Regions from separate parts of the Homo sapiens genome. Here region 1 is linked to region 2. A link is a loop called in an ENCODE intact Hi-C map of the cell type or tissue named here. Cell type or tissue: Caco-2. All regions are shown on one strand. Links, peaks and the distances in the headings refer to the core of each region. The heading gives the core; the rest is flanking DNA.

Region 1 (9,027 bases), core at 446-8,445, 260 kb after region 2:
TTAAAGTAACTAAAAGAGTATAATTGGATTGTTTGTAACACAAAAGATAAATGCTTAAGGTGATGGATACTCCATTTACTCTGGTGTGATTATTATGCATTGCATGCTTGTCTCAAAATACCTCATGTACTACATAAACATATACACCTATTATGTACCCACAAAAAGGAAAGAGAAAAAGAAATATTACCTGTTGGGTACTATACTCACTACCTGGGTGGCAGGATTATTCATACCCCAAACCTCAGCATCACACAATATTAACAAGCCTGCACATGTACTCATAAAATAATTTTTGAAAAATCTGGGTTCTGTGCAAATTCAACCTTTCAACACTAGTTATGATTCTTCTAATCATAAGAGGTCATGCTTTCAGTGTCTATTGTGATTTCGGTCTCCTTAAATTTAATATGCCTAGCAAAAAATCCAAGAAAGAAATATGAAGACTCAAGTAATTTCTGGTTAACATCTATATAAGAAAGACACAGTATTTTCCTCAAAGTCTCAGGAATTCAAGGTTTTTTGACTTGCCAACACATAAAAGAATAGGATGTGAGTGGTTGATTGTATGAAGATTTATTTGGCAATGACATGATAACAGTTTTAATAACCAATGCTATGTTTTCCCAATTTTGGACAATGATCCATTATGCCATGTAAATTTTCTAGGGAACAGAATAATGAGAGGTGAGAAGAAGACATCTACCTAAGAAGTAAGTAACATGTTTGTTCAGCGTATGCTCCGAGGTAAAAACTGGGCTAGACGCAGGAGATTTAAGAAGAGAAATGTGAACGATAATCTACAAAGAGAAATATGGGCTCCAGAGTCAGGCAAGCTTGCATTTGAATCCTTGCTCTGTTGTTCTGTGATGTTGTGAGGCTATTTTGATTACAATTGCTGCATAATACATTACCCCAAAACTTGTTGTAAAGCAACAATCATTTCATTCTGCTCACGATTTTGTGGGTATTTCAGGAAGCGCTGAGCTGGGCAGTCTCTCATGTGGTTACAGCCAGATGTCGGGTTGGGCTTCAGTCATCTGAAATCTTGACTAGATTGAGCCAGATGTGAGACCAAGCTGGCTTACTTACATGGATGGCAGTTGATGCTGGCTGTTGGCTCGGAGCTCAGCCATGTTCAGGTGATGTTCCGGCATGGCAGCCTTTGGACTGTCAAAATTCTTACATGGTGGTCTTCTGCCAGAGGTAGAGTTCCAACAGAACCAGGTAGATGCGCAGAACTTTATGACAAAGCCTTGGCAGCCACATAAAGATATTTTTGGTCACATTCTCTTGGTCAACGCATAGACAACCCCATCCAGATTCAAGGATAGGGAATTAAACTGTACTCTTTGAGACGGACTTGTACGGCCACATAGTAGAAGATGAGAGAAATGATTGCAGTCATCTTCAGAAAATATCTGCCACAGTGACCTTGAGAAAATAATCTCTTTAAAGCTCAGTTTCCCTATTGGTAAAACGAGAATAACAATTTTTTTTTTTTTTTTGAGATGGAGTCTCGCTCTGCTGCCCAGGCTGGAGTGCAGTGGCGCAATCTTGGCTCACTGCAAGCTCCGCCTCCTGGGTTCACGCCATTCTCCTGCCTCAGCCTCCCGAGTAGCTCAGACTACAGGGGCCCACTACCACACCTGGCTAATTTTTGTATTTTTAGTAGAGACGGGGTTTCACCTTGTTAGCCAGGATGGTCTCAATCTCCTGACCTCATGATCTGCCCACCTCGGCCTCCCAAAGTGCTGAGATCACAGCTGTGAGCCACCGCACCTGGCCAAGAATAACAATATCTTATAAAGTATTACTATGATAACAAAATGAAATAATGCTTATCAGAGGCTTAGCTTCATGTGGGGGAATCCAGCAAGTGCTTAATAAATGTTTGTGATCAACACAGAGTCCCAGGCCTTGTGCTGCTTATTCTAGCTCCCATTTTATAGGCCTAGGATACAAAGCCATGCCACATTTCTTCGTAATTCTCAAGTTGTAAGTGCCTCTAACTCCCCTGTTGCATATTCTTTAGAAGATTCTTCTCTCCTCCTTGGTGTCTGACCTACTGTGATGATATTGAAATCCTCATTAAGTCTTTGTTATTCATTTTCTTGACACTGCTCCTTGTGTCCCATCTTTGCTAATGGAAACTGCTTACTGTTGATGGGCATCTCCACAAAGACTTCTTAAGGCATCTTTCCTGTTCTAAACCCTGTCCTCCTCTCCTCCAGTTCCAAACCATCCTCCATCCTTCTGGCCTTTCACTCTCTGAAGACTATTCATTCCTTCTCTTTCTGAAAGAACAGAGGCCCTTCCAAACATGAGTTTTCTCGTGACCCTCTTCTCCATTCCTACACTTAGCCTTACATTCATTCATTGTATTTTTCTCATCTTTTATCTCAAATGAAGTCATATTTCTACTAGTTTCTAAGGTTAAATCCTTTAGTTGTGCTTTCAGTTCTCATTTATGTCATCTTCTACAGAACATTGTTACACTGATTATACCTTCTCCTGTATCTTCAATTGCTACTTCTAGATTAGAACTGTCTCTTGGATCTACCAAATACCTAAGTCTCTCCTCGTTTACAAATAAAAGCTAACTAACCACGCACATCCTTCCTTTAACTTTGTTTCTCTGACCAGCTACTGTTCTCTTCTTTTCTTCACTCCAGACCCCACTGACTACAAGTCCTCATCACTATTCATTTTTCACTGTGTAATCCGTCTCCTGCCTTGTCTTTCTGGAAACTATTCTTACAAAGGACTCCTGGGGCCCTCAGATTGTCTTAAGCAACTGAGTTTTGAGGTGGCTTGTTATACAATAATAGCTGAATAACACAGTGGTCAAGCCAGGATCTTGACGCTTGTGATGATTGCAAAACCTACTGTCTTTCTGCTTCATCAGATGTTAGAAAATAAGGCTAACGCATTATTATAGGAGCTTCGACTTTCAAGTGAAGGAGTCATAGAGAATATTTAGAAGAGTTTTTTTTAAAACCATAAGGGTTCGTATCAGGGATTATTATAGGTAGAGGGGATGGGGGGAGCAGGATATTAAAAGAGAATCAATCCTCTGGAGAGTTTTTCGAAACATACACTCCTAGCTTCTCCTTTCTCCCAGCTGTTTCTTATTCGCTCCCTGGTAGTTGGGGTTGTTTGAAGTCTCTCTCAGCATCCTTGTTGCCATCCAGTCCAACCAATCATTTTTTTGCAGAAGAAAACTGAAGCCTGGAGTAGCCAAGTGATTTGCTTAATGTTTCAAACTTGCTAAATGCCACGATTTTATACTCACTTTTTAATAGTGTGTGTGTGTGCTTTTACTTGTTCTTGTAAACCATTAAATGCCTGTTCATAGCAAGCTGAGCAATATTGAAGTCTATAAGAAAACTTTTTTTTTTTTTGAGACAGGGTCTCACTCTGCCACCCAGGCTGGAGTGCAGTGGTGCAATCATGTCTCACTGTAGCCTTGACCTCCAGGGCTCAGGCAATCTTTGCTCTTGAGCCTCCTAAGTAGCTATGACCACAGGTGCATGCCACAATGCTAATTTTTAAAATATTTTTGTAGAGATGCGTTTTCCCATTGTATTAGTCCATTTTCACACTACTATAAAGAACTTCCCGAGACTGGGTAATTTATAAAGGGAAGAGGTTTAATTGACTCACAGTTCCACATGCCTGGGGAAGCCTCAGGAAACTTACAATCATGGCAGAAGGGGAAGCAGACACGTCTTACATGGTGGCAGGTGAGAGAGAGAGGATGTGTCAGCGCAGGAAAAAACCACCATTTATAAAACCATCAGATCTCGTGAGAATTCACTTGCTAACACAAGAACACCATGGGGGAAACCATCCCAATAATTCAATCATTTCCCACCAGGTCTCTCCCTAAACACCTGGGGATCACAATTCAAGATGAGATTTGAGTGGGAACACGAAGCCTAACCTTATGAGCCATGTTGCCCTGGCTGGTCTCAAACTCCTGGGCTCAAGCAATCCTCTCACCTCAGTCTTCCAAACTCTTGGCATTACACACGTGAGCCACCATGCCCAGTCAGAAAACATTATTTCTTACTTTCCTTTTGTACTTGATCTTACTGAGGTAATCAATATTAATGGCTTGATAATCCTTCCATACTTTTCTGTGCTGGTATTTCTTTCATATTGTAGTAAGTCAGGGATATATTTCCAGGTGAGTAAAGATGGTTTAATTCATTTTCCCATTTTTATTGAGATATAATTGACATAACATGAAATTTATTTACTCTTTTAAAGTTTATAACTCAGCAGTTTTTAGTATATTCACGAGGTGTGCAACCATCTACCTTATCTAATTCCAGAACATGTTTATCATCCGAAATAGAAACCCTGTGTCTATTACCAGTCACTCTCGAATTGTCTTTCCTCCCGTTACTGGCAACTACTAACTTTTTTGTCTGTATAGATTACCTCATTCTAGGCATTTCATATAAATGGAATTATAAAATATATGGACTTTTGTGTCTGAATTTTTACTTAGCATGTTTTCAAGGTTCTTCCATGTTATTGCATGTATCAGTACTTTGTTCCTTTTTATGGTCAAATAATCTTTCATTGTATGGATCTATTACATTTTGGTTATTCATTCATCACATGATGAACATTTGGCCATTGTGACTAATGCTGCTATGAACATTTGATGGCAGTGGTGGGCCATCTGGTGTGGCCAAGGGGAGGTGGCAGACAGCCTGCCCCCGCCTCCCGCAGCCCGCCACCCTAGGGGCCACCACAATGGGACCAGGCCGTGGGCTTGGTGAAGGGGAGCTCCAGGCCACCCTTGAGCACTGGAGCCACAGGGGGAGCTCCTGGCCTCATCACCCCTGTCCCAGATGCCCACCCAGGCCCAGTGAGGACCCAGAGCAACCCCCAACCCCCAGGCTGCAAGGGGGCACAGCCGTGTGCCATGCTCCATGGAGCTGGTGGGAGCCAGGTACAAGCAGGAGCCCTGCCCCTTCCAAGTTGGTGGGGCGGGACCTTCCCAGGTGCAACTGCAGCCACCTAAGTGGCATTTGCAACCTGGGCATCCCATGCTTTTGGGACTTGGGCATGCACAGGAGCCCCACCCTCCTGGGCAGGGCTTCAGCCACCCAAGCTGTGGCTGTGGATCCAGGCCTTCTGCTTTAGAGAGCTGGCAGGAGTCCCGCTCCCCAGGCGAGGCGCAGTTGCAGCCAACCAAACTGTGGCTGCAGATGCAGGCATCCTTGCAGCTTGGGGGGCCTGGGAAGGCCCCCCTGCCCTTGCAGGCTCGGAGTTGCCTGCTCCTGCTGCCTCATGTCTTCCTGCTCCCGTACCTGCTACAATCTTGGAGCGGGGTTAGGGCCAAGCCTGGGGGCTGTCACAGCCCGACCAGGTGGGCGCATGCTTGGGGCAGTGGTGACTTGCCAGCTCCTTGCTGGCTCAGCCCTCTCTGGGGGATAAGATGAGGGCAGCTGAGTGCTGGCCTGCAGGTGCCCTTTGGTGCCAGCAGCCTGGGTGCCATGGACGGCTGAGGGAGGGAGACAGGCTCCTGGGCAGAAGCAGGCAGATCCCCAGTAAGGCCCCACCTTCAGGCCAGGGAGGACTTGAAGGCTAGGGGCCAGGCTGCCAGTCCCGAGACCTGAGTGAGGATTTGTGACGCCTCTTCCAGGCCCACTCATGGCTGCCCATGGACCAATGAGCATGCACTTCCTTCCTTCTGAGGTCCATAAAAGCCCCAGGCTTAGCCAAAGGAGGGCAGAGAATGCGAGAAGGGAGAGACTATGGTCTGGAAAACCAGCTGCAGAGAGGAGCTACCCTCTCTGCTGAGAGCTTCAGAGACCTGCAGAGACGTTGGGACTATCAGCTGCAGAGAGGAGTAACCTTCTCCAGGACCTCCTCTCTTCTGAGAGCTGAACACTTGAGGGTGACCTGCCCATAGAGAGGACCTACCCACTGCAGGACTCCTTTGAGCTGTTCTAACATTTAAAGCTCATCTGTGCACCCTTCACTTGTCTGCGTACCTCATTCTTCTTGGCCAAGAACTTGGGCAAAGGCGCTTTTGGTCACACAGGTTTCCAGCCAGAAAATCAACATCCCGAAGATCCTTTATGAACAAGTTTTCTCATGGAGCAGGGCTCCTGACTGCTCTCTAAAGCATGAGGATGCTTTTACTTAATTTTATTTCCAAGTTACTCTAGCTACAACTTTCAGAACAATATTGAATAGAAGTAGCAAGAGTAAGCCTCCCTGACTTGTTCCTGATCTTAGCAGGGTAAGTGTTCAGTCTTTCGCTGTTAAGTATGTTTGTTGTGGGTTTTCATAGATGCTGTTTATCAAGTTGAGGAAGGTCCTGTCTATTCCTAGTTTGGTGTGTGTGTATATATATATATATATATATATATAATCATGAAAGACTGTTAGATTTTGTCAAATGCTTTTTATATGTCTGTTGAGATGATTATATTGTTTTTGTCCTTTATTCTATAAATATGGGGAATTACATTAGTTAGTTATATGTTGAACCAATCTTCCATTCCTGAGGTAAATTTATTTGTCATGGTTTTTAATCCTTTTTATATGTTGCTGGATTCTATTTGCCAGTATTTTGTCGAAGATTTTTGCATCTGTATTTATTTTGGTTTTAATTAAAAAATTAAAGCTTTCCTAGATTCAGATCTGTTGTTTTCTTATGATGTGAATTCATTTTTAATAGATCTAAAATAGTTAATAATTTGAATGCATTGCTCTATCAATAAATATTTAAATTGTTTTTCTTTAATAAGCAGTGCTGAAATAAATATCCTTGCATGTACACCCTTACATATGAATTCATTTTTTCTTTAGACTTTTAAGATTGCTTGGTTAAAGTATATGTTCCATTTTAAAATGTAGTATTTCCAGATTACCTTCAAAAATGCTATAGTAATTGACATCTTCCTAGAGAGATAGATAGGTGATTTCCCCATACTTTTTCCAATGTGATATTGATTATTTATTTATTTATTTATTTAAGATGGAGTTTTGCTCTTGTTGCCCAGGCTGGAGTGCAGTGGTGTAATCTCAGCTCACTGCAACCTCCACCTCTCCAGTTCAAGTGATTCTCCTGCCTCAGCCTCCAGAGTAGATGGGATTACAGGTGCTCACCGCCACACCTGGCTAATTTTTGTATTTTTAATAGAGACAGGGTTTCAGCATGTCTGTCAGGCTGGTCTCAAACTCCTGACCTCAGGTGATCCACCTGCCTCGGCCTTCTAAGTGCTGGGATTACAGGCGTGAGCCACCACACCTGGCCAGGATATTGATCTTTTTTTTTTTTGCTTAAGGGCTAAATATTTCCCATTAGTTGAATTTTAATTTTCCTAACATGTACCAAGGTTGAACATTGTTCTCTATGATTTTTGTAATTTATATTTCTTCTGTAAACCGCTTTGGTATTTAAAAATTTGTATTCCTATTCCATTGCTGCTGTAACAAATTATCAAATATTTCTTCTATTTACTTGCTTTGCTTTTTTTTGTTTGTTTGTTTTTGAGATGGGATCTCACTCTGTCACCCAGGCTGGAGTGCAGTGGAGCGATCATGGCTCATTGTAGCCTTGACATCCCAGGCTCAATTTATCCTCCCACTTCAGCATCCTGAGTAGCTGGGACTACAGGCGTGAGCCACCACACCCAGCTATTTTTTTCTTTTTTTTTTTTTTTTTTTGGTAGAGACTGGGTCTCACAGTGTTGCCTAAGCTGGTCTCAAACTCCTGGGCTCATGTGATCCTCCTGCCTCAGCCTCCCAACGTGCTGAGATTACAGGTGTGAGCCACCATGCCTGGCTACTTTGCCTATTTTTTAGAATGAAAAAAAAAAGTTTGTTTTTGTTCTTATTAATGTATAGGAGCTTTTGCATATGAGGAATATTAACCCTTTGCCAACGTTGTTTCACAATTATTTTCTCTATTTTTAATAAGTTAAATGTGTCACTCTTTTCCCTTTAGGCTTTTAGATTTCTATTTAACACCTCACCTATCCTATGTAATGTCACACAAATATTCTATATTTTTAAAATCTGTATTCATTTTTTACTGCTGCTGTAAGAAATTACTACAAATCCCTTGTCAATGAGCAAGCTGAATAAAGCAATCCAGAAATATACTTACAAGCACTTGTGAGAAATTTGCTTAGATGACAGACGGAAAGAAAATCTCAGGGCTTGGCTCTGAAGGGCTGGATACTGTTGCAAGGTGGAGGGCCTCAGCAAGGGTGGGCACATGGGCAAACAGGTCTATTTCCTGGAGATCAGGGCTCTCCTGGGGAAACCTAGCAAGAGTTCAGCAAACTCCTTTGGCCTTTCAACATTCATGTCTTCAGAACCCACTCCTGCACTTCCTTTCCTTTTACCTACTTGGTATCATATGTTTACTCTTTTCTGTAGCATTTTTTATTTCCTAGCCCCTTTGTGGTAGCACTGAAATCAGCTTTGTAGAAGTGTGGTGTGTTCCCTGAGCAGAGGTACTGGAGTTGACTGGACAACTCTCCCGAATGGCAGTTTTGCAATACAGATTTCAATGTTTACAGCACGTGGTGCTAATTTTTTCAACCAAAGAATTGTGGAGGCTGCATGTACGTGGAGGATCTTGCAGGCTGTCCTCTGATTATTTCTATCAAGGAACTGTAGTTTGGACTGAAGCCCACCTACCTTAGAGTCTAGTCTTCATAGAATCGTAAAGACGTTAGACGGTGTCGTTCAATTTGCCTTCACTGGAGGAACCCAAGGCTCAGAACTGAGACTTATCACTCCTTGTCTTCTGCGAAAGTCAGTCCATTTTTTATAGAGATGATAGTCCCTTCCTCAAACATCTGACTTTCAGATGAGTACACTTGTGCCTTTTCTTTAATCAGAAAGAGTGAGAATGGCAGTGAAAGGATAAACTCAAGCCTGAAGTTCCAGACTATAGCTGCTGGTCCTTTAATATGTGCTTAAACCTTATTTTAACTTTTACTTTAGCCACAACTTTCAGTACAATATTGAATGGAAGATTAT
Region 2 (9,027 bases), core at 453-8,452:
AATACTTGGTGAAACTTGGTACTCAGCACTGTAGGCAATTACAATGTAATGGTAAGTATTTGTATATCTAAACATAGAAAAGGTACAGCAAAATATGATACAAAAGATTAAAAAATGCTACCCCTGTGTAAGGCACTTACCGTGGAGCTTGCAGGAGTAGAATTTGCTCTGGGTGAATCAGTGAATGAGTAGTAAGCAAATGTGAAGGCCTAGGACATTACTATGCATTACTGTAGGCCTTATAAATACTGTACACTTAGGTTACACTAAATTTGTTTTAAAAATTAAGTAATTGCACTACAATGTCACAATGACAACAATGCCACTAGGTTATAAGAGTTTTCCAGCTCCATCATAATCTATGGAACCACCCTCATATATGTGATCTGTTCTTGAGCAAAATGTCATCATGCAGCACCTGACTATATGTAACAAGTATGTGTGTGCCTGTGTGCATGTGTGTATGTATATATACATGCTACATTTATATACACCTGATATGTGCATGTGTAATTATATATGTAACAAGTATGTGTGTGCCTGTGTGCATGTGTGTATGTATATATACATGCTACATTTATACACACCTGATATGTGCATGTGTAAATATATATACACACATGTAGCAGGTGTATATATAGGTAGCATATATATATATTTGTATATATATCTATATATGTGTGTGTGTGTGTGTGTGTGTATGTGTATGTGTGTGTAGCAGCGGTTTTGTGCTAGAACCAAGAGCCTGGAACTGGTACAATGAAAATATTTTACCCGAAAGGTATGCTAAGTAAAAGTCCCAAGTTTCACACATTTTTGAGGATCAAAGTGAAGAACTCAAAGTGAATTATTAGGTAATCATATCTACTTCTTCCTAAACCCTCCATCTGATTCTGTGCTAAAATTTAATAAATACCAACTGATCTTTCCATCTCCATAAAATTCTTTGAGTTAACGAAATCCTACTTTCTGGTTTCTGAAGGATGGTATTCTGCAAATGTAAAAGTTTCCCTTAACCTCCAAAAAATAATTGGGTTAATCCAGCTACCACAAGTGTGAAATTGAGAAGCTGCTTGCTAAGATTGAATTTAATATTGTCACATGTCATCTGAGAGCTGCTTGTCTGATCATGTTGCCACTGGACAAAGTAAGCCTTACTACAAAGGATAAAAGAATGATTATTTCAATATCCAGTCATAGTTCATCATCAAACTCTGAGTAAAATGGAGAGAAAAAGACGTTTTATCTTATATGACTATGCATTTCTCTGGGAAGTCATTTATCTGGTTACTATCTAGGAGAGCAAAGATAATGGGAAAAATCTTCCATTATTCTCAACTATAATTTTAAATATGAAATTTTCATAAAATAGGTTTTTGGTTCTTTTAAAAGCCCTCAATATAAGAAAATGAAATATTAGAAACTTATTTTATAAAATATATTTGTGAACCATAAAACCCCATATAAAACGGAAATTATTATTACCATTAACTACTGATGCTTCTAATGTTATTCTCTAATGGTTAAAAAATGACTAGAATTTAGAGTTACTGCCAATATATGGGGAGGATTTTATAAAAATAGCTTTATTCATTTGCATGTTAAGCAAGAGTGTGATTACTGATGGCCGTAAGAGTCCCTTGCTGCTTTAAGCTCTGCTCTGCTGCTGACTCTACATGTGTAGCTTTGAGAGGTCCTTTAGCCCCTCCAGCTTTCCTCATAGTCAGGATGTGGCTATTGTACTTGATGATATCCCAAACATGCTTCTGATTCCAACATTCAATGGTTCTGTGATATTTCTACCTTATTAGAAAAGACATTCACTTTAAAAGTATAAACGCTGTAGTAACTTTTTTCTTTCATTGTTTTCAATAAAAGTGTAATGGAAGTAAACTGACAAGTTTAGGAGGCTTTCAGAACATAAAGGAGAAAGGCTGACAGCTCTTGAGAACCTCTTTGCTTTCAGCTGAGAGCAAGTAGAGAATGCTTGCTCTCTGGCCCTGAATGTCATAATATTATGTTCAGAATCATTGAAATGTCTGACAACACTGTTGATTAAAAATGAGAATCATTAGGTCATGTCTGCCGTTATAGGATGAAGGGTAGTTTGAACAGTGTGAAAAAAACTATCCCAAAAGGATGATTTGTCTTAGACAATATTAACAAAATTTCAAATTATAATATGAATAGTAATTTATAGTAATTCACTTTTCTTATTTTTCTATATTTAGCTTTATCTTAAAAGTTCCTGTTCATTGGTAATGCTTTGAAAAATGCTGGATTTAGAATTATGGACTATCAACTAATATTATGGATGATATTATTTAGAAACCATTCTGTATGCTACACAAGTCCTTTGAAAATGATATGAGCTGGACACAGTGGCTCACACCTGTAATCCCAGCCCTTTGGGAGGCCAAGGCAGGTGGATCACGTGAGGTCAGGAGATCAAGACTAGCCTGGCCAAGATGGCGAAACCCCATCTCTACTAAAAATACAAAAATTAGTTGGGTGTGGTGGCAGGTGCCTGTAATCCCAGCTACTCAGGAGGCTGAAGCAGGAGAATCACTTGAACCCAGGAGGCGGAGGTTGCAGTGAGCCGAGATTGTGCCACTGCCCTCCAGCCTGGGTGACTCCATGTCAAAAAAATAAATAACCACTAAAATGGCTATTATTCATCTTTCAAAATCTGTTAATACCTGGAAGTTCTGCATGACCTTTAGGAAAACTACATCCACAAAACATTCCTTCTAGTTTCCTAATAAGTTTTAGAAGAAATATTACCATTCTGAGCTAAAATAGTTCTACTTCCTTAGGGCAAATTCCTCTCATAACATGAAATAGGCAAATACAATTACTCTAAAAAAAGTTCAGCCATAGCATCTTAGAGTTTAAAGGAATAACCCTTAGGAGTTCACATAATTTTTTTCCACTGCTTCCTAGGCAGATCTCATTTAGTGTAGCTGGCGTGTTGCCCTGCCCACACGAACAGTGGACTTCTCCAAACATTTCTTTAAATATTTTTCTCACAAAATGAGAAGTTGAATCAAAACGTTGGTGTTAATTCAGTGTCTCAAAGACATTAGACCCAAGGCCTCTGTCTTTTCCTCATGGTTGCTGATGAAGGCCGAAGCTATAGCCATAATGGTAATATTCCAGTTGGAGAGAGAAGAAACTACTCTTTTGTATACTAAAAATACAAAAATTAGCTGGGTGTGGTGGCATGCGCCTGTAGTCCCAGCTACTTGAGAGGCTAGTACAGGAGTCGCTATGTTTTTAGCCAGCCCATTCAGTTTTTGTAAAGCTCCATCATTACATTTTTCATCATACTGACCTAATACCTAGCTATATTTAGCTTGCTCACGCTCTGCCTTCTGGGGGGAAAATATATATGTCTGTGCATTCTCTATATCTACCTAGTATCAATTAGAGTTTTATGTTTTCCTGCATGTAACAGAAAACACGTTAACAGTGGACTTCTCCAGATACTTCTTTAAATATTTTTCTCACAAAATGAGAAGTCGAATGAAAGCATTGGTGTCAATTCAGTGTCTCAAAGATATTAGACCCAAGGCCTCTGTCTTTTCCTCACGGTTGCTGATGAAGGCTGAAGCTATAGTCATCACGGTAATATTCCAGTCGGAGAGAGAAGAAACTACTCTTTTGTAAACTAAAAATACAAAAATTAGCCAGGTGTGGTGGCAGGTGCCTGTAGTCCCAGCTACTCAGGAGGCTGAGGCAGGAGAATCGCTTGAACCTGGGAGGCGGAGCTTGTAGTGAGCCGAGATTGTGCCATTGCACTCCAGCCTGGGCAACAGAGCGAGACTCTCTCAAAAAAAAAAAAAAAAAAAAAAAAAATGCTTCCTTTTCCATTTGTTTCCTGAGCTTATTGGTGTTCCAGTTAGGGTTATTTACTGAAACTGCTTCCCTCCCTATTGGGAATGGTGTTTCTGATATTTTTTCACTTTCCCTACCTGCTTTCTTCCCTTTTGGTGTATTATAGGAGATATATTGCTCATCTCTGAAATTATCTGCTGCTTACAGAGCTACCTGCTCTTCAACTGCAGTGAGGGTCTGGTTTAGGAGGAGAGTAACATCCCTGCATGTGAGGTGAAATACCTGAGTTAAATTTTGGAAAGCTTTTATGTACCAATCATGGTTGTTAGAAAATTGGCCTAAGTCATCTTTTATTTGCCTAAGGTTTTGTTATGAGACGGGAACTTGAAGGGGGCCCAAATAAGGGGGATCCTCAAATGGTTCCCTGGAAGTTGCTTCTTTAACTTTTGGGGAACTGTTTTCCCTGGGACTGCCCAATATGATTGCTAAAAGAGCTGGGTTGATCTTACAGTGCTTGGCAAAGGTTTAGTAAAAATGCCATGCCCTTGTATAAAAGAAAATGAGTTGCTTTTCTCTTTAAAGTCCTTAGGTTAAGGAAGTGTTCCAGTGCTGTAGAGTGCACTCCAGAGGGGTGCAAGCTGAAGAAAATCTGTTACCCATCTAGAAAAAGAAGTGAGAATAAAAGCATCCTCTTAGTCTCCTTCCTTTCCGTATGACCTAGGGTGGAGGAAAAGACAGGGAGTGTTCGACTGTTTTCCCTCCCTGGTTCCTGGGTTCTGCCACCAAGTTAAATATGCCGCCCATGGTTGAAGACATGGTCCTCCAAGCCATGGAACTGGATAAACTAAGTGATGGGACTAACCGTGCTTTACTGCGCAACCTTAGGTCATCCACCTTCTGTGATTTCCCTTTGACTTCCTAAACCTGTGTGATCTGCCTGGCTCCCCAAAAAACGTATCTCCAGAGAGACTGTGTCGTCTTTGAGCAAGGCTCCTTTAATGGAGGTAGTGTGCTAGATTGCCTGCTATTATGCCCCGTGCTAAAGCATTTACTCCTAGAAAAATGGTTCTGGTTAACTTCCGTACTTAAAATCCCCTTACTAATTAAGTACTGTCTTGGAGACAGAGTAGGTGCCTTAAAAATACATAGGAACCGAATGGCCGTTTTCCCTGCTGATGGGACGCATTGAGACTAAAATTTGGCCACAGAAGACATCTTACTCCTAACTGTTGAAAACAGAGCTCTCCTGTTTACACAAGTAGCCTAGAGCCTGATTTTTAGTGGTGTGAAAGGAGATTGCAGTGTACAGCAAAGGACCAGCAATATGTCCTATGAAGAGGATTTCTATTTCCACTAGGCGGCGCTGTTGGCTTAGAAATACCTTGGGCTCGCCAGAGGATTACTAGCCGGTAATCTCACTGTTGGAGGTGGAAAAGGGGAGAACTCTGTTCCTAGAAGGTTGCAATGGCATTTTCCTGAGCTATATCCCAGGTCTACAGCATTTCCTGATCTTGCCTAACAGGATTACTTCTCTAGGCTGTAAAAATTCCCACACATTCAACACACAGAAAGTAAGAGATCGCAGACAGAGAAACCAGGAAAGAAGGAAGGTTTTGCAACAGGATAGCCGGCAGACAGCCTTGAGATTAAAGGACAGATCTGAGATTGAGATTTGCTCCATACTCACCGCTCCGATGAATGAATTCCTGGCCAATGCACCAAAATGATACGGCTCCGATGACTGGAGGAACACCAGGGTCCTTGGTCTCGCACCAGTTTAGATAAAATGACACAGACACACATGTAATGGTTTTAAGGAGTGGAGAGTTTATTAGGCAAGAAGGAAGGAAGAAGAAAACAGCTCCCCCATACAGAGACAGAGGGAGGGGGGATTAGAACAAACAGAAACTTGGTGTGTGGCAGAAAAGTGGTTGCTTATATTGGGATGCTGCAGGGGGCAGTGTCTGGTTTGCATAGGGCCCAGGGGATTGGTTTGACCAGGTGTGTCATTTATGTAGCCTGCAAAACACCTGGTCCACCCACCTTAGCCCTTTAATATGCAAATGCAGGTTGCCATGATGTTCTGAACACATGGTGTTATCCGGAGGCAGCCATGACACGTGGCACACACCGGGACAGGAAGAAGAAGGCAGGAGTTGCCATATTGGGTGGACAATTTCTAATAGCCAGCATTTGCATATCAAAGCTTGCCAGACTGGCCCTTCAAGTCGTTTTTCTGTTAGAAAAGAAATGGCTTGGGTTCCAAGAATAGAAGCAGCTCCAGTCTACAGCTCCCAGCATGAGTGACACAGAAGATGGGTGATTTCTGCATTTCCAACTGAGGCACTGGGTTCATCTCACTGGGACTTGTTGGACAGTGGGTGCAGCCACGGAGTGTGAGCCAAAGCAGGGTGGGGCATCGCCTCACCCGGGAAGCACAAGGGGTCGGGGAATTCCCTTTCCTAGCCAAGGGAAGCTGTGACAGATGGTACCTGGAAAATCGGGACATTCCCACCCTAATACTGTGCTTTTCCAGTGGTCTTAGCAAATGGCAGACCAGGAGATTATATCCCGCGCATGGCTCGGCGGGTCCGACACCCATGGAGCCTTGCTCACTGCTAGCACAGCAGTCCAAGATCAAACTGCGAGGCAGCAGCAAGGCTGGGGGAGGGGTGTCCACCATTGCTGAGGCTTGATGAGGTAAACAAAGTGGCCAGGAAGCTCGAACTGGGTGGAGCCCACCACAGCTCAACGAGGCCTGCCTGCCTCTGTAGACTCCACCTCTGGGGGCAGGGCATAGCTGAACAAAAGGCAGCAGAAACTTCTGCAGACTTAAACATCCCTGTCTGACAGCTTTGAAGAGAGTAGTGGTTGTCCCAGCATGGAGTTTGAGATCTGAGAACGGACAGACTGCCTCCTCAAGTGGGTCCCTGACCCCTCAGTAGCCTAACTGGGAGGCACCTCCCAGTGGGGGCCAACTGACACCTCATACAGCCAGGTGCCCCTCTGAGACAAAGCTTCCAGAGGAAGGATCAGGCAGCAACATTTACTGTTCTGCAATCTTTGCTGTTCTGCAGCCTCTGCTGGTGATACCCAGGCAAACAAGGTCTGGAGTGGACCTCCAGCGAACTCCAACAGACCTGCAGCTGAGGGTCCTGACTGTTAGGAGGAAAACTAACAAACAGAAAGGAATAGCATCAACATCAACAAAAAAGACATCCACACCAAAACCCCATCTGTAGGTCACCATCATCAAAGACCAAAGGTAGATAAAATCACAAAGATGGGGAGAAACCAGAGCAGAAAAGCTGAAAATTCTAAAAATCAGAGTGCCTCATCTACACCAAAGGATCACAGCGCCTCGCCAGCAACGGAACAAAGCTGGATGGGGAATGACTTTGATGAGTTGACAGAATTAGGCTTCAGAAAATCGGTAATGACAAACTTCTCCCAGCTAAAGGAGGATGTTCGAACCCATCACAAAGAAGCTAAAAACCTAGAAAAAAGATTAGACAAATGGCTAACTAGAATAAACAGCATAGAGGAGACCTTAAATGACCTGATGGAGCTGAAAACCATGGCACGAGAACTACGTGACACATGCACAAGCTTCAGTAGCCGATTCGATCAAGTGGAAGAAGGGGGTCAGTGATTGAAGATCAAATGAATGAAATGAAGCAAGAAGAGAAGTTTAGAGAAAAAAGAGTAAAGAGACAAACAAAGCCTCCAAGAAATATGGGACTATGTGAAAAGACCAAATCTACTTTTGATTGGTGTACCTGAAAGTGACGGGGAGAATGGAACCAAGTTGGAAAACACTCTGCAGGATATTATCCAGGAGAACTTCCCCAACCTAGCAGGGCAGGCCAACATTCAAATTCAGGAAACACAGAGAATGCCACAAAGATACTCCTCGTGAAGAGCAACCCCAAGACACATAATTGTCAGATTCACCAAGGTTGAAATGAAGAAAAAAATGTCAAGCGCAGCCAGAGAGAAAGGTCAGGTTACGTACAAAGGGAAGCCCATCCGACCAATAGTGGATCTCTCTGCAGAAACTCTACAAGCCAGACGAGAGTGGGGGCCAATATTCAACATTCTTAAAGAAAAGAATTTTCAACCCAGAATTTCATATCCAGCCAAACTAAGCTTCATAAGTGAAGGAGAAATAAAATCCTTTACAGACAAGCAAATGCTGAGAGATTTTTGTCACCAGTAGGCCTGCCTTACAAGAGCTCCTGAAGGAAGCACTAAACATGGAAAGGAACAACTGGTACCAGCCACTGCAAAAACATGCCAAATTGTAAAGACCATCGAGGCTAGGAAGAAACTGCATCAACTAACGAGCAAAATAACCAGCTAATATCATAATGACAGGATCAAATTCACACATAAGAATATTAGCCTTAAATGTAAATGGGCTAAATGCCCCAATTAAAAGACACAGACTAGCAAATCAGATAAATCAAGACCCATCAGTGTGCTGTATTCAGGAGACCCATCTCACATGCAGAGACACACATAGGCTCAAAATAAAGGGATGGAGGAAGATCTACCAAGCAAATGGAAAACAAAAAAAAGCAGGGGTTGCAATCCTAGTCTCTGATAAAAGAGACTTTAAACCAACAAAGATCAAAAGAGACAAAGAAGGCCATTACATAATGGTAAAGGGATCAATTCAACAAGAAGTGCTAACTATCCTAAATATATATGCACCCAATACAGGAGCACCCAGATTCATAAAGCAAGTCCTTAGAGACCTATAAAGAGACTTAGACTCCCAAACAATAATATTGGGAGACTTTAACACCCTACTGTCAACATTAGACAGATCAACGAGGCAGAAAGTTAATAAAAATATCCAGGACTTGAACTCAGCTCTACACCAAGCAGACCTAATAGACATCTACAGAACTCTCCATCCCAAATCAACAGAATATACATTCTTCTCAGCACCACATTGCACTCATTCCAAAATTGACCACATGGTTGGAAGTAAAGCTCTCCTCAGCAAATGTAAAAGAACAGAAATTATAACAAACTGTCTCTCAGACCACAGTGCAATCAAATTAGAACTCAGGATTAAGAAACTCACTCAAAACTACTCAACTACATGGAAACTGAACAACCTGCTCCTGAATTACTACTGGGTAAATAAGGAAATGAAGGCAGAAATAAAGATGTTCTTTG

Evidence for each region. Hi-C counts contacts between places; a loop is a spot of excess contacts. Peaks named below come from ENCODE experiments on the same cell type or tissue, not always from the same donor. Only the 100,000 strongest peaks of a DNase experiment are listed, where the experiment ranks them.
Region 1: a loop joins it to region 2, with 5 times the contacts of the local background. A loop is called at or near these places in 2 of 110 quality-filtered maps.

Annotation. Positions count from the first base shown.
Region 1 is chr3:172,407,523-172,416,549 of GRCh38, reverse strand. No RefSeq gene overlaps it. Among named protein-coding and RNA genes, the nearest start is that of GHSR, 36 kb to the left of the region's middle. In Caco-2, for the core only: no CTCF peak of the experiment used is centred there; no DNase peak of the experiment used is centred there.
Region 2 is chr3:172,663,180-172,672,206 of GRCh38, reverse strand. The region is part of intron 1 of NCEH1 (neutral cholesterol ester hydrolase 1); the gene reads left to right. It overlaps LOC124909457 (a long non-coding RNA gene), which reads right to left and starts at 5,748. Exons shown (of 2, transcript XR_007096170.1): 1 at 5,525-5,748. In Caco-2, for the core only: CTCF peaks have their summits at 4,980 and 5,183 (motif pointing right); a DNase peak (open chromatin) is centred at 5,196.